Regions from separate parts of the Homo sapiens genome. Here region 2 is linked to region 1. Evidence: chromatin contacts called from ENCODE Hi-C data. All regions are on one chromosome and are shown on one strand. Each heading gives the region's core, a stretch centred on a gene start or an enhancer-like site at or near the end of the contact. The rest is flanking DNA. Distances are from core to core; before and after follow the strand shown. Region 1 overlaps TGFBR2 (transforming growth factor beta receptor 2). Region 2 overlaps STT3B (STT3 oligosaccharyltransferase complex catalytic subunit B).

Region 1 (6,218 bases), core at 2,627-5,126:
AATCCTGAGCAAATAGCCATGCTGTTTACTTGCCAATGACATCCCCACTTTGCAAAGACATGATATGGTTATTGATCTCTCACTGAACCTGTAAGAATCAAACACAACAACTCAGTTTTATTCATTTCATAAATGGTTTCCAAGTGCAGTCAGACATTTAATTTGTGGAACACTGAGCGAAGAGGTGATTTCTGCTGGTTTAGGTAAGAGAGAAACGGTCTAGTGTAATACTCAAGAATGAGCTAGATCTCCTGGATTTAAGGCTTATTCTACAGCTTATTAGCTCTGCTATGTTGGGCCAGTGACTTGACATCTCCATGCTTCAGTCTCTTCATCTGTAAAATGGAAATACAAAGCGGGTGGGAGGTGTTGTGAGGATTGAGTAGATTAATGCATGTAAAGTGCTTGCAACGTTGCCTGACATGTCACTGTCTGTTAGCTGTTAGCAGTAGTTGGGCTTTTTATAGAGGGCTGGTGACTTGTGCTTGTCTGAATGCAGGAAACCAGGCCTGTGTAGCCTTCGGTCTGTTCTAACACTGAAGTTTTGTAGTTGAGTGCTGACTGTGGTGCATAAACTGAGCATTTGGATACCTACATATCACACCACAAGGTTTTGGAGGGGCTCACTTTGCTTTAATCCCTGTTTCATCCAGTTTCTCTTTTTCTCCACATGCCTTCACAGAGGCAAGGGGAGCATGCTGAGTCTAGAATTTCTAATCAAAGCTAACCACATCCCTGTCATTGTTGGATAATATTACAAATTAGACACGTTGTTCCTGTTTTGACTCAGAATCACAGCAGGAAGCAGCTAAATAAAACTGAAACAACCCACAAGTGCCTTTCACATAAGTGATTAGGGTAATCGCAGTTCTGTACTTGCCAAAGGGATTCATTCCCTCTTCATTTTTTCCATGGAAAGCTTGCTTTGGGCCACAAGGCCTTCTCTTTGAATGACTGCGCCATTATTGGCCAAGTAGTGCTGATAAATGGTACCTGTGGGTTGTTGTGGGATTTAAGGAGATGATGCTTGGGAGCGCCCAGCACAGTGGCTGGCACACAGTAGGTGCATCCTTTCTTACTTCTTCTTCCCCTGATTAACGAGAACACTCTACACCAAGACACATACCTCTTCTGAACGGTATAAACCGTTGCTACTGAAAGTGTCTAGACCAGCAGCAGCAGGATCACCCGGGAGCTTATTAGAACTGCACAACCTTGGGTCCTCTGGGGCCTATTGCATTAGCATCTGCCTGTAACAAGGCCTTCAGTGATTTGTTTGCACACTGAAGTGTGAGAAGCACTGGTGTGAACTCACCAGGTAGGGATGGAACCAGAGATGGAGGTCTTATTAACTTCATGCTGGTAACTCCCTGAGCTAATGGGCCCATGAGGAATAAATTTGGTCTAAAGCCTGGTCATTTGGAAATGAACTAAATATACTTTACTCAGTCAGCTTGTGTAACAGAGCTCTCCAGTGGCATGTGGGTCTTTTTCAGCAGTGACAATAGTTTATTTTTTAAATATACTCCACAAATGTTGTTCTGGTGTGGATCTTAATGTGGAGAAAATCAGACACCTTTTCAGTAAGCATTTCTTTTGTTTCTGTGATCATGTTCATGTTAGTTTATTGTATTTGTATTAGTTTATCTGTGGGACTATCCCTTAATATTTCCCAAAACAAGAAGACATTTGCGAATGTTTTCAAGATGCATTGTACAAGATACTGTTTTGAACTGGATCAATGAAGGAGATGTTTGGTGGCCTTGGAAAGCCCTGGAGAGTAATAGTGTGGTTCTAAGAAGAGTTGGCCTGAATCAGTTCATTCTTGGGTTGTTTGCTAAGATTGTCTGCTGAAGGTGGGTACGTGGAAAACAAGATGGTAAGCCAAGGAGGATGAAGGGAGGCATGCTGCTGGACCACTTCCAGCTCCCAAATGACTGGATCTTGGCCATCTTGCTTTTCCTGCTAACTTAGAACTGAACTGCTTATTCTAGAAAATGAGAGGCACTGGGGCCATATAGGAAAGGGATAGCATTGGACCCAAGTCCTAGACTTTCAGTAGTTTGTTTGCAGGACCAGGGTCCCACCCCTTTTCCAATTGAAATGTAGGCAAGGTGGTGGCAAGCCCATGGCCTAGGCTGTGGGAACTCATAGAACAACTATAGTGATGATCGCTGCCTTGGATTGCAGCCTACTCTGAATGTGTGCACCTGTGCTAACTACTTTCAGGTGTGTTGTCTTGTTTCATAGACTCATTACATTTTTATGATGAAGTGAAACCCGTGAATTGGCTCCTCCAGACTTCTCATTTTAATGACAAAAAAGTGGGTCTCCAGAGAGGAGCTGGGATTTTCCAAGATCTCATAGTTTGTTCCTCACTTTTTGTCCGTAGGAGAATCATAGAAGAACCAGATAATCTTGTCTCTTATAGAAGGAATACCCTTACCCTTCCACATTCCCGTGGTGGTGGTGTGTTTGCTTTTTTATCAGTCTTAACCCATGGGAGGCTGCACAACTTACATAAGAGGCTACCTGTTCTGTTTGCCAAACGGCAGCCCAGACCCATCACTGAGCATGTCCTTGGCAAGAGGCACAACCTCAGGCTGACACTGTTTCCATGTCCGTGAGAAATGATGTGTATAAACGATGGCCAGTAAGATGCTCATCTGTTGGGAAGACAACAGAGGGCAGGGCTGAGAGCATGGCTTCCCTGCTGATTGCCTGTGTTCAGATCCCAGCTCAGCCGTGTGTAAGCTCTTGGTTCTTGGGGTAACTACTTGTTTACCTCTCTGAAAAATGGGAGTAGAAATAATGAATACTTTTAATAGGATTATTTTGAGGATAAATGTATTTATTTATGTAGAGAACTTGGCACGGCACCTGGCACAGAGTGAGCACTTAATGAATTTTGACTGTAAATAGTTATTACTGTTCCACTAGATTCAAATTTCTTATCTTTGCCTTTAGCTGGATGAGTGAGGAGATTTGTACCAACGTCATGTATTCTCCTCTTCCCTGCAAATTCCTCCACCTGAGTCCTATTGAGGTGCTCCCCATTATAAGGAGTCCTGTGAATCAAAGTGGTATGTTTACTGTAAAGAATGTGGAGGATGCTGTTCACTGCATTGTATTGTTATCTTCATGAGGAAGCCAGGAGACATTTATTTTGGCTCTCTGTTTTAGAAAGGTGTTCTCCTCATGACGACCTGTTTGCCTCTGATCTTAAGGACACTTTGAAGCATACCGAGCAGGGGTCTGCAAACTTCTTTGATAACAGGCAAGATAGTAAATATTTTCAGCTTTGCAGGGCAGAGTCTCTGTCACAGCTACTCAACTCTTCTGTGGTAGCAGCCACAGACAGTGTGTAAGTGATTGGACGTGGCTGTGTTCCAGTACAACTTCATTTACAAAAACAGGGCTCAGGCCAACCCCTGATAGAGATATTCATGGTTTTTGTGTTTCTCTCTCAAATGCTAACTACCAGAAAAGCTTAGAGTCAAATCTGAATCATGCTTCTAGCAAATATGTACCTACACATTTAGCATACTAATATCACTCTTGCTTACCAGTTTTTACCCTGTTTTCTCACATTTATATTCCATTTGTCATAATTATAGCTCCTGTCTTGACTGTATCTTCTTTCACTGTGTTTTTTGTTGTTGTCGTTGTTGTTGTTTTTGGGAATGGGATAGGACTGTAAGTAAATAAATCAATTATATCTTGCTAGCTTAGAAACCAGGACTTGAGTAACCACTTCTGACTCAAAGTTCAATCTATGTGGTTAAATAGGGAAGCAGACCATAAGATGTATGCCCAGTGGTGCACGTTGCTGACTCGCAAGCTATGTGCAGGCTTTAGCATTTAGTGTGGTGATGTGTGCCCTCTAACCTGAGATGTTGAGAGAGGGGCAGAGAAGAAGACTTCTTGTAGCCACAAAGTTTCATTCCTTCCTCTCTCATTGTTGTAGCATTTCTTTTAAGTGAAAACAGCCTTTTTGGTTTGCTAGCCTATCTCTGGCAGGAAGACAAATTATTTTTTTACAGTATCAGACACGCGGTTTCCTGTCTATGTTTAACTTGCTAGCAGAACATCTCAGCCAGCTGGTTCCCTCTGGACCCATTGTGTCCTTAATGTCGTTGCTTTACACCATCCAGCAAACCCACTCTGTGTACTGATCGCATGCATTGAGCATTTTGTTGACTTCCGTTGTTTTCCGAGTAAGGGAAGTCTTAGAAATGCTGCCCTCTTTCTCCCAAATCTCATTTTATGTTTGTTCAGCTCCAACACCAGGGAGCTGGCTTCTTGGGGAAATGATTAGTTCTTGCATGTAAGAAATGAAAAGAGTAAATGGTGTTTTGGTAGCTCTGGGGGATTTTAGGTATGCTGCCTTGGAACTGTGCACTCACGCCTCAAAATAGCTGGCTTTCCAGCTGTGCATTTTTGTTTCAAAAGAAACAAACCAGATTTACTTTCTGGTCTAAATGCAGAAGAAAAAATAAGTGTGGAAATATGGTTGAGAAAAGTTGTTAGAAGAGGAAGAAAATTATGGATTAAAGTTGCTAGTCTCATTCCTGAGAAGAGAAATCAGTTATTTGAGGTGATGACTCAGAGCTGAAGCAGCTTTTTGTTGTGAACCAGCCTTGGTTAGAAAGCACACTTGGAATTCATCAATATGGCCCTATGTCTGGCCAAGGAAATAATAAAGATTTTGCATGATAGAGGACACTGTGACTCAGTTGAAGGAAGCTTAGAATGTATTTGAACTGAATTAAGGCAAAAGCAACTCGCTTTTCAAGATTTTTTTTTTTCCTAAGTAGCAAAGTAAACAAAGCTGCACTGAGGCCAGATGTGCTTTCTGGTTGTGAATATTTGTACTCTAGAACCTCATTCTGGTATGAATCAGCAGAGTGGAATCTAGTATGGACACAGGCTGTCTCAAATTCCATCCACTGGATATGAGTGGCCAAGAAAGCAGTCGGACCCATACTGCTGGTGCTGTAGCAAGGTTCGGGTGGTTCCTCTGCAGCCTCAGGTCTCTCCCACTGCGGCCTCCATGTGTTCCATAAACTCCACACCCATGAGTAATGGCAAGAAGGGTCCACTGAGACCTTTTGCTGCTTTGCGAGTGTCTCAGTGTCCCACCAGGGGAAAAAAAAGGCTCAGGGAGGTGGCTAACCACTGTGAAATTGACTTTTATTTCCACCCACGTATACTCCAGAGGCTGTATTCACCACCATTTGGACATCTGGATGACTTGCCTTTGGAAAGTCCTTTTGTATTCTAAATCGCTCCTGCATGTTACCTGTTGTGGAAAATATCAATTTTGCCATTACAAATTATGCTTTTTTTTAAAAACATGTTAACTTTTAGAGAAATAATTTATATTTGCTTATCTACTTTTAAAAATATACATATATATGCCTTTTGTTGCCTAATTAGAGGATATAGTTGGTTCCAATGTCAAGAACAATTTCTCTGAAATGTAGTCATTAAAATTATTCCCATGTCTTTCATTTTCCAGGCCCCATCCTATTCGAAATACCTGTTTCTTCCACCAGGCTGATGTAGTTATGCTTAGGCTTGGCTGCACATTGGAAACACCTGAGTAGCTTTAAAAACTACTCATTAACTGGGTCTTACTCCTGCAGTTTCTGACTTAATTGGTCTGGGGCCTGGTATCAGGAATTATTTTTTAATTCTTCAAGATATTTTAATATGCAGCCCACATTGGGAACCACTGGACTCAAGACAGTTTGTTCTGCCAAATCTTTTTATATTTTTCGTCACGTTCCCCCTGTAGCCTGGAAAGGGACGGTAACAATTAAAGAATGGCAGCTACCACAGGAAGGAGCCAAAATTATGCCTTCGAAGGTTAGAGGAGGAGAAAAACCAACACCTGTTTTACCCCATCCTTGGAGGAATAGCAAGACACTTTAAGAGGGGATATTATTTTGTTTTCTACAACAATTTACAAGCAATTGCTTTGGAACAAGGTCAACGGCCTCATTGGGAATAGGCATCTTAGCTTTTAAAACTGATTAAATTATACGTTAAAGGAAAGCACATTTTAAACCTTAATGTGTCCAAAAGGTTGGATGGCAAGGTTTGGGTGCTACTGCCTTGGCAGAGACAAGGCAGGGACCAGGGAGGCTGTGTGCATGATTTTAGGAGGTGAGAAACTCAGGTGGGAAGGAATTGCAGAAGCCTGTGGTTCACCT
Region 2 (6,218 bases), core at 1-2,500, 980 kb after region 1:
TGTTTTGTTTTTTTATAGACTACCAAAAGGAAGCGTGGCTACATTAAAAATAAGCTGGTTTTTAAGAAAGGCAAGAAAATATCTAAGAAGACTGTTTAAATGCACTGTTCTGGTTCCTAACTTGAAGCAGTTGTCCTTGTGAGAACCGGTCTTTGCCTTTAGCTCATGTCGTGTTTCACAGCAAAGAGGGTACAGAACCATCACTGGTCCAGGTTAATGTACAAAATTTTCTGGCAATGCCTGATTAAAAAAATAAAATTGGCTTGTTGAGAACAGCTGTTTTCGATTTCTAATGTGAAGCAAGACAGAGCACTGCTGTAAATGTCTAGCAGCAGATTTTTTTTTTATTGGTACATATTATCCTTCAAATCTGAGAATTTGGACTAACTGCACCAAAGAACCCTCTAATTTGGTCCCTGGCACATGCATACTTGTCAATGTTTTTATTCTTTTACAAGACCTGCATTTTATTTGAATTACCCGAATAGCAATATGTAAAATACAAGTGACAAAATGTGATGAGAGCTTCTTGAACCGGTAAACTAGTACAGGTCTGAGAAAGACATATTAGAAGAATCATTATACTTCCTTGAATTATATTTATTTTCATGTTTCTCTAATGCAAAGAATGTTTCATCAAATGTATATTTTCTGTTGCTTACTGTTTGCTCTGAGAAGAAGCTGCTGTTTCAAAGATGGACCTCTGAGTAGCTAATTGATTCAAGTAGTTTTTTTATGTTGACACATTATTACTGCTGTTAGCAGTCGTTTTCACCAGGTACTTACAGAGCAGATTTCATACATCATTCATTCAAGGGCTAAATTTATATTTTTTGGAAATCATGGCAACTACACAGGATGTTGCTTACCAGGACGGAGTTTTGGTATCTTAGTACTGAAGTTAGCACTATGTTTACATGCAAAAGATTAAGGAAAAAACCCTTAAAGTGGACAGGTATCCAAAGTTCATTTTCTGTGACTCATCAAAGTGACAAAAGACTTGTAACAACTTTGCCTGGACTTTTTTCATTTTACAACAGTTCATCCATTCACAATGATTTTGTTCTCTGCTCCATATTTTTTAATCCCTTAAGCATTTGATGAAACACTCTTTAGTGCTATATGCATTTTCTTACTTTTGTTAAAAATGTGACAGTTGTCAAAAAATGCACTAAAATGTAAATGGAGATTGAACAAGTTCACTTTCCAGCTTATAGGCAACTTTATACAGACTTGAACATTTTCTCCAGTTGTTTAGTAAAAGTGAAAGAGAAAGGGTTTTTCCTGCCACAGGATATAACTTTTTTTTATATAACAAGCATAACACACCACTGCTTTTGGTGGAAAAGTGCAGAATAGTATGTACCTTTTATGAAGAAAAATGTAATTTACAATATTCAGTGAGAATGTTACTGCTGATTTTCTTTTCCAAGGTGTAGAATATTCTTTGATTTATAGAATTCATTTTTGACCCAGATGATGGTTCCTTTACAGAACAATAAAATGGCTGAACATTTTCACAAATAGAGTGTAACGAAGTCTGGATTTCTGATACCTTGTCATTTGGGGGATTTTATTTTACTTTGTTGCTTTAAAATTCAATGCAGAGAAGTTGTTGACTGTAGGGGAAATAAAGTTAATTCAAATTTTGTGTTAAGTGTTGTTTTTTACAAATCTTTTGGTTTTGAAAGGAATTGGTACTGAACACATACCTCCTTCTTCCTTGTTGACTTTCACAAAGGTTTTAAAGAAAATGTGTGGAAAAAAATACGTTAGATTATTTCATCTTAGACCAAGCTATTTTATTTGGCCTTCTTTTACCCTGGAATGAAAATCTCAGGTTTTTTTGTTTTTGTTTTTGTTTTTGTTTTTTGTTTTTTGTTTTGTTTTTGGAAGGGATTTGGGGAGGGGGAACACCTAGCCAACTAGGAATTTTATCTCTGTTTAATAAGGATAGGGACCTAACAAAACCATCCATGAAGTTCTGGTAATGAAATGTCAAGTCTCAGTATAGAATTTTCTCATTAGAAAAATCCCAAAGGAAAGACCCCTCACCTTTCTCAGGAAACAACATTTTGGTTCAGTGTATCTTGTCAGTAAAATACCATATTGTAACTGTTTGAGCACTTGTATTGTAGCACAAAAGTGAAATAGTAGTTTGAATACATTGGAATATAGGATAATTGACTTAAAATATTCTTTAGATCTCTTAATTCATTTCATGTGTGATCACTAACATTGTACACCAAAGGAACTTAAAGATCGTGGCCTTGAAGTTTTAGACTATAAAACAGCTTTTAGGCTGTAGTGCTCTGTAGTATAAATAAGGCAGTGAGGCAGCAACTCCAAAGAAAATTCCCTTTCAAGACTTACATTGTAACCTACTTGAGTTTATAGTTGTGGAGTTTTAATTCATTTGCATTCTAGGCCATGACCAAGTGACCAGAGGACTAAAATAGTATAAAAGCATCCTGTATTGAGTTTCCATAGCCAAGGGGGTGTAAGATCATGAAATTTGGAGCTGTTTCTCGTTTTTAAAAAATGAGTTGTAAAATACATATTAAATAAAATTTACCAACTTAACCATTTTGAAGTATACAGTTCAATAGTGAAGTACATTTACATTGTTGTGCTACCAGTCTCCAGAACTCTTTTCATCTTGCTGTAGCTGCTGCTGCTTAATGCTGGTTTTGCCATGTTGCCCATAGTCCTTAATCGAGATAGGTGGAGTAATGTTGAGCTCAACAGCTGTCTGCCATGGAAATAGTAGGAAATTGAGACAGACCAAAAACAGTAATGAAATGTCATGTCTTATTTTTATTGTGAAATGTAACACAAGAGAACACAAAAATGTACAGTTGACCCTTGAACAACATGAGTTGCACACATGGATTTTTTTTCAATAAATGTATTGAAAAATTTTGGCCAGGCATGGTGGCTCACGCCTGTAATCCCAGCACTTTGGGAGGCCGAGGTGGGCAGATCATTTGAGGTCAGGAGTTCGAGACCAGCCTGGCCAACATGGTATAACCCCATCTCTACTAAAATTAGAAAAATTAGCTGGGCGTGGTGGCAGGCTCCTGTAGTCCAGCTACTCTGGAAGCTGAGGCTGGAGAATAGCTTGAACCTGGGAGGCGGAGGTTGCAGTGAGCCGAGATCGTGCCACTGCACTGCAGCCTGGGCAACGGCGTGAGATGCTGTCTCAAAAAACCTATATAATTAATGTATTGAAACATTTTTGGAGATTTACAACAATTTGAAAAAAGCTTGCAAATGAACCGCATAGCCTAGAAATATTTTAAAAGTTAAGAAAAAGCTATGTGATTAATGCACAAAGTATATAGATAACTACTTTTTTGCTGTTGATTTGAGACAGTCTTGCTCCATCACTCAGGCTGGAGTGCAGTGACATGATCTTGGCTCACTGCAACCTCCACCTCCTGGGTTCAAGCGATTCTCATGCCTCAGCCTCCCAGGCAGCTGGGACTACAGGTGCCCACCACCATCTCTGGCTAATTTTTGTATATTTAGTAGAGATGGGGTTTCACCACGTTGTCCATGCTCATCTCGAACTCCTGGCTTCAAGTGATCCACTTGTCACGAACTCCCAAAGTGCTGGGATTACAGGTGAGCCACTGCACCTGGCCTAGGTACTATTCTTTTATCATTTACTACCATAAAATATATACAAGTCTATCATATGTTAAAATTTATGAAAACTTAAGCTCACTACATGGCGCCATTCACAGTTGAGAAATGTAAACCAATGTAAAGCCATATTAAATCATAACTGCATAAAATACTGTTCTATAATATAGCCATCTGTTGCTACTATGAGCTCAAGTGTTGCTAGTATCCACTTAAAACACCATGTGTGACACTTATCACTGTTTTATAGCCTATTACTGGTTATGTTTTGGGGGACTCAAAAGTTTTATGTGAATTTTTGATTGGCAGTCATTGTTCAGGGGTCACCTTAGTGAATTAACTGCAAAGTGAGCAATTTTGTATCCGTGACACAGGTCAAGAGAACAGAACAGTGCCAGTACTCCAGAAGCTTCCTCATGACCCCTTGTGGTCACTATCCTGTCCCACTTCCCTCTCCAAAAGGTAATCATTATATTGGTCTTTATTGGTGCTTTGATTTATGGTTTTACCAATTCAGTATTTCTCTCTAAACATGTTGAGATGCATCTATTTGAACTATAGAAATGGAATAATAGAGTATGTATGATTTTTATCTGTCTTCTTTTGCCCACTATTTGTGAAATGCATCGAGGTTGTTGCTTGCAGCTACACGTTTTTTTTGTTTCATTGCTATATATAGTATTCCTTGTGTATGTCTGTAGCTGGCTCTCACACATATCCATTCTGTTGCTAAAGGGTATTTACATTGTTTCCAGTTTGAGGATATTACCAACAATGTTAGAGGAATACTCTTACATCTCCCTTGGTGCTTATATGCATGTATTTCTAAAAGTGGAATTGATGGTTACTTCCATATCCCAGTCAACCCCTGTCATCTTTTTAATTTTGCCTCTCTGGTGGGTGAATAATGATTTGTCATGATGTTTAGTTTGATATTTCTAGGTTAATAAGGCTGGCCATTTAGAAATCTCCCTTTTATAAGGTGTTGGTTCTAATACATTTCTCCTGGTTTTTTAAAAATTTATTATGTTAATAGGAATTCTTTGTCTTGTATATAAGGCCTTCATTTGTGTTGCAAATTGCCTAGGAATTAATAATTTTAATATAGTCTATTTCCATCTCTTGTATACCTATACAAAATCTTTTCCTCACTTGAAGCCATGATGATAGTCTGCTGTGTTTTCCAGAAAATGTATTGTTCTACTTTTTATACTTAGCTTTGCAGTCCACCTATAATTCATTTGTTGAGCACAATGTGAATTGTTTTTCTTTTAAGGGGTTTTATTGGCATATGTATATCTAAGTGACCCAGCACCATTTATTGAAAAGACAGTTCATTTCCTACAGCTCTTCAGTATCCCTTTTGTAGTAAATCATATGTCCATATATGCATCTATTTCTAGACCCTCTGTTATATTCCACAGAGCTCTGTGTATGTTGACTTAATATATAGCTTTAAGATAATTCAGAAAATATGGTAGAGTAAGTCCATCTGTCCCTCCATTGTTCCTTAATTTGCCTTGCTTTTTCATACAAATTGTAGAATCAGGTTAAGTTTCACCAAAAAACAAAAAAAAAACCCTGTTGAGCTTTTGATTTGGCAGTGAATATATAGATCATTTGGGGAAAATGAACACCATTGAAATATTGAGTCTTGTGTCCATGAGTGTGGCATATCCTTCCATTTATGCAGGCGTTTAGTTTCTGTTTTATTGCTTTTGAAGACCTTGCGCATTTTCATAACTTTGATTCCAAGGTATATGTTATTTTTAATACTATCATAAAATTAGATTTTCTATTTCTCAGCATATAAAAATACTTGATTTTTATACGTTGAAATTACTAAACTTATTCTAACAATTCCAATTTTTTTTGTTGTGAACATCATAACTTGGGAATAATGACAATTTTACTTCTCCCTTTCTAATCATTATATATTTATATTTCTTGCTTTGCTGCACTGGCTAGGACACACACCCAGTATAGTACTGCAAAGAAAAGGCAACATCTTGCTTTCTTCTCTCACAGCGAAAGCTTTTGACATTTCACCCTTTAAGTTTGCTGTATATTTTCTATAGATATCTCTGATCAGATTAAGGATGTTACTGTTTGCTGTGAGTTTTTTAATCATGAATAGGTTTTGTTTCTCAAGTAGTTTTTTCCTTCATTCATTGAGATGATGCTGATTTTTCTCCTTTAATGTGGTACACGAATTACAGAAACTTTGTTCACAATGTTAAATTAAATGAAACTTGTATTCCTGGAATAGTGATTTATGCTTGGTGAAATTTACTGGTGAAACCATTTGGGCCTGGAGTTCTTTTGCAAATGCTTTTAATTACAGATTATGTTTCACAGATACAGGATTATTTCAGTTTTTTACTCCTTGTTTCCATTTTGGTGAGTTATTTTCAAGGAATTCATCTAAATTTTCAATTCGGTTAAAGTAAAATTGTTGAAAATATCACTTAATTGTTTTAATGTCTGCAGCTTCTATTGGTGTTCCTTTTTAATTATAGATATTTCATTTTTCCCCCTTGAATTCATACTTCTTTCCCCCCACCTCTGCC

The links. Hi-C counts contacts between places; a loop is a spot of excess contacts on that map. Pooled maps may share reads with other maps.
Region 2: a loop to region 1 is called in a pooled map, with 2.2 times the contacts of the local background. The contact joins two enhancer-like sites. A Hi-C loop is called at or near these places in 7 of 37 single-sample maps with no recorded cell type and 6 of 50 pooled maps.

The regions. Positions count from the first base shown.
Region 1 is chr3:30,654,740-30,660,957 of GRCh38, forward strand. The region is part of intron 3 of TGFBR2 (transforming growth factor beta receptor 2); the gene reads left to right. Among named protein-coding and RNA genes, the nearest start is that of TGFBR2, 51 kb to the left of the region's middle. Within about 2 kb of position 3,877, at least 20 of the 41 ENCODE cell types and tissues checked have a DNase peak (open chromatin) inside an H3K27ac peak, as active enhancers do.
Region 2 is chr3:31,635,966-31,642,183 of GRCh38, forward strand. STT3B (STT3 oligosaccharyltransferase complex catalytic subunit B) reads left to right here. Exons shown (of 16, transcript NM_178862.3): 16 at 19-1,651. The coding sequence ends at 99. Among named protein-coding and RNA genes, the nearest start is that of OSBPL10-AS1, 65 kb to the right of the region's middle. Within about 2 kb of position 1,251, at least 2 of the 41 ENCODE cell types and tissues checked have a DNase peak (open chromatin) inside an H3K27ac peak, as active enhancers do.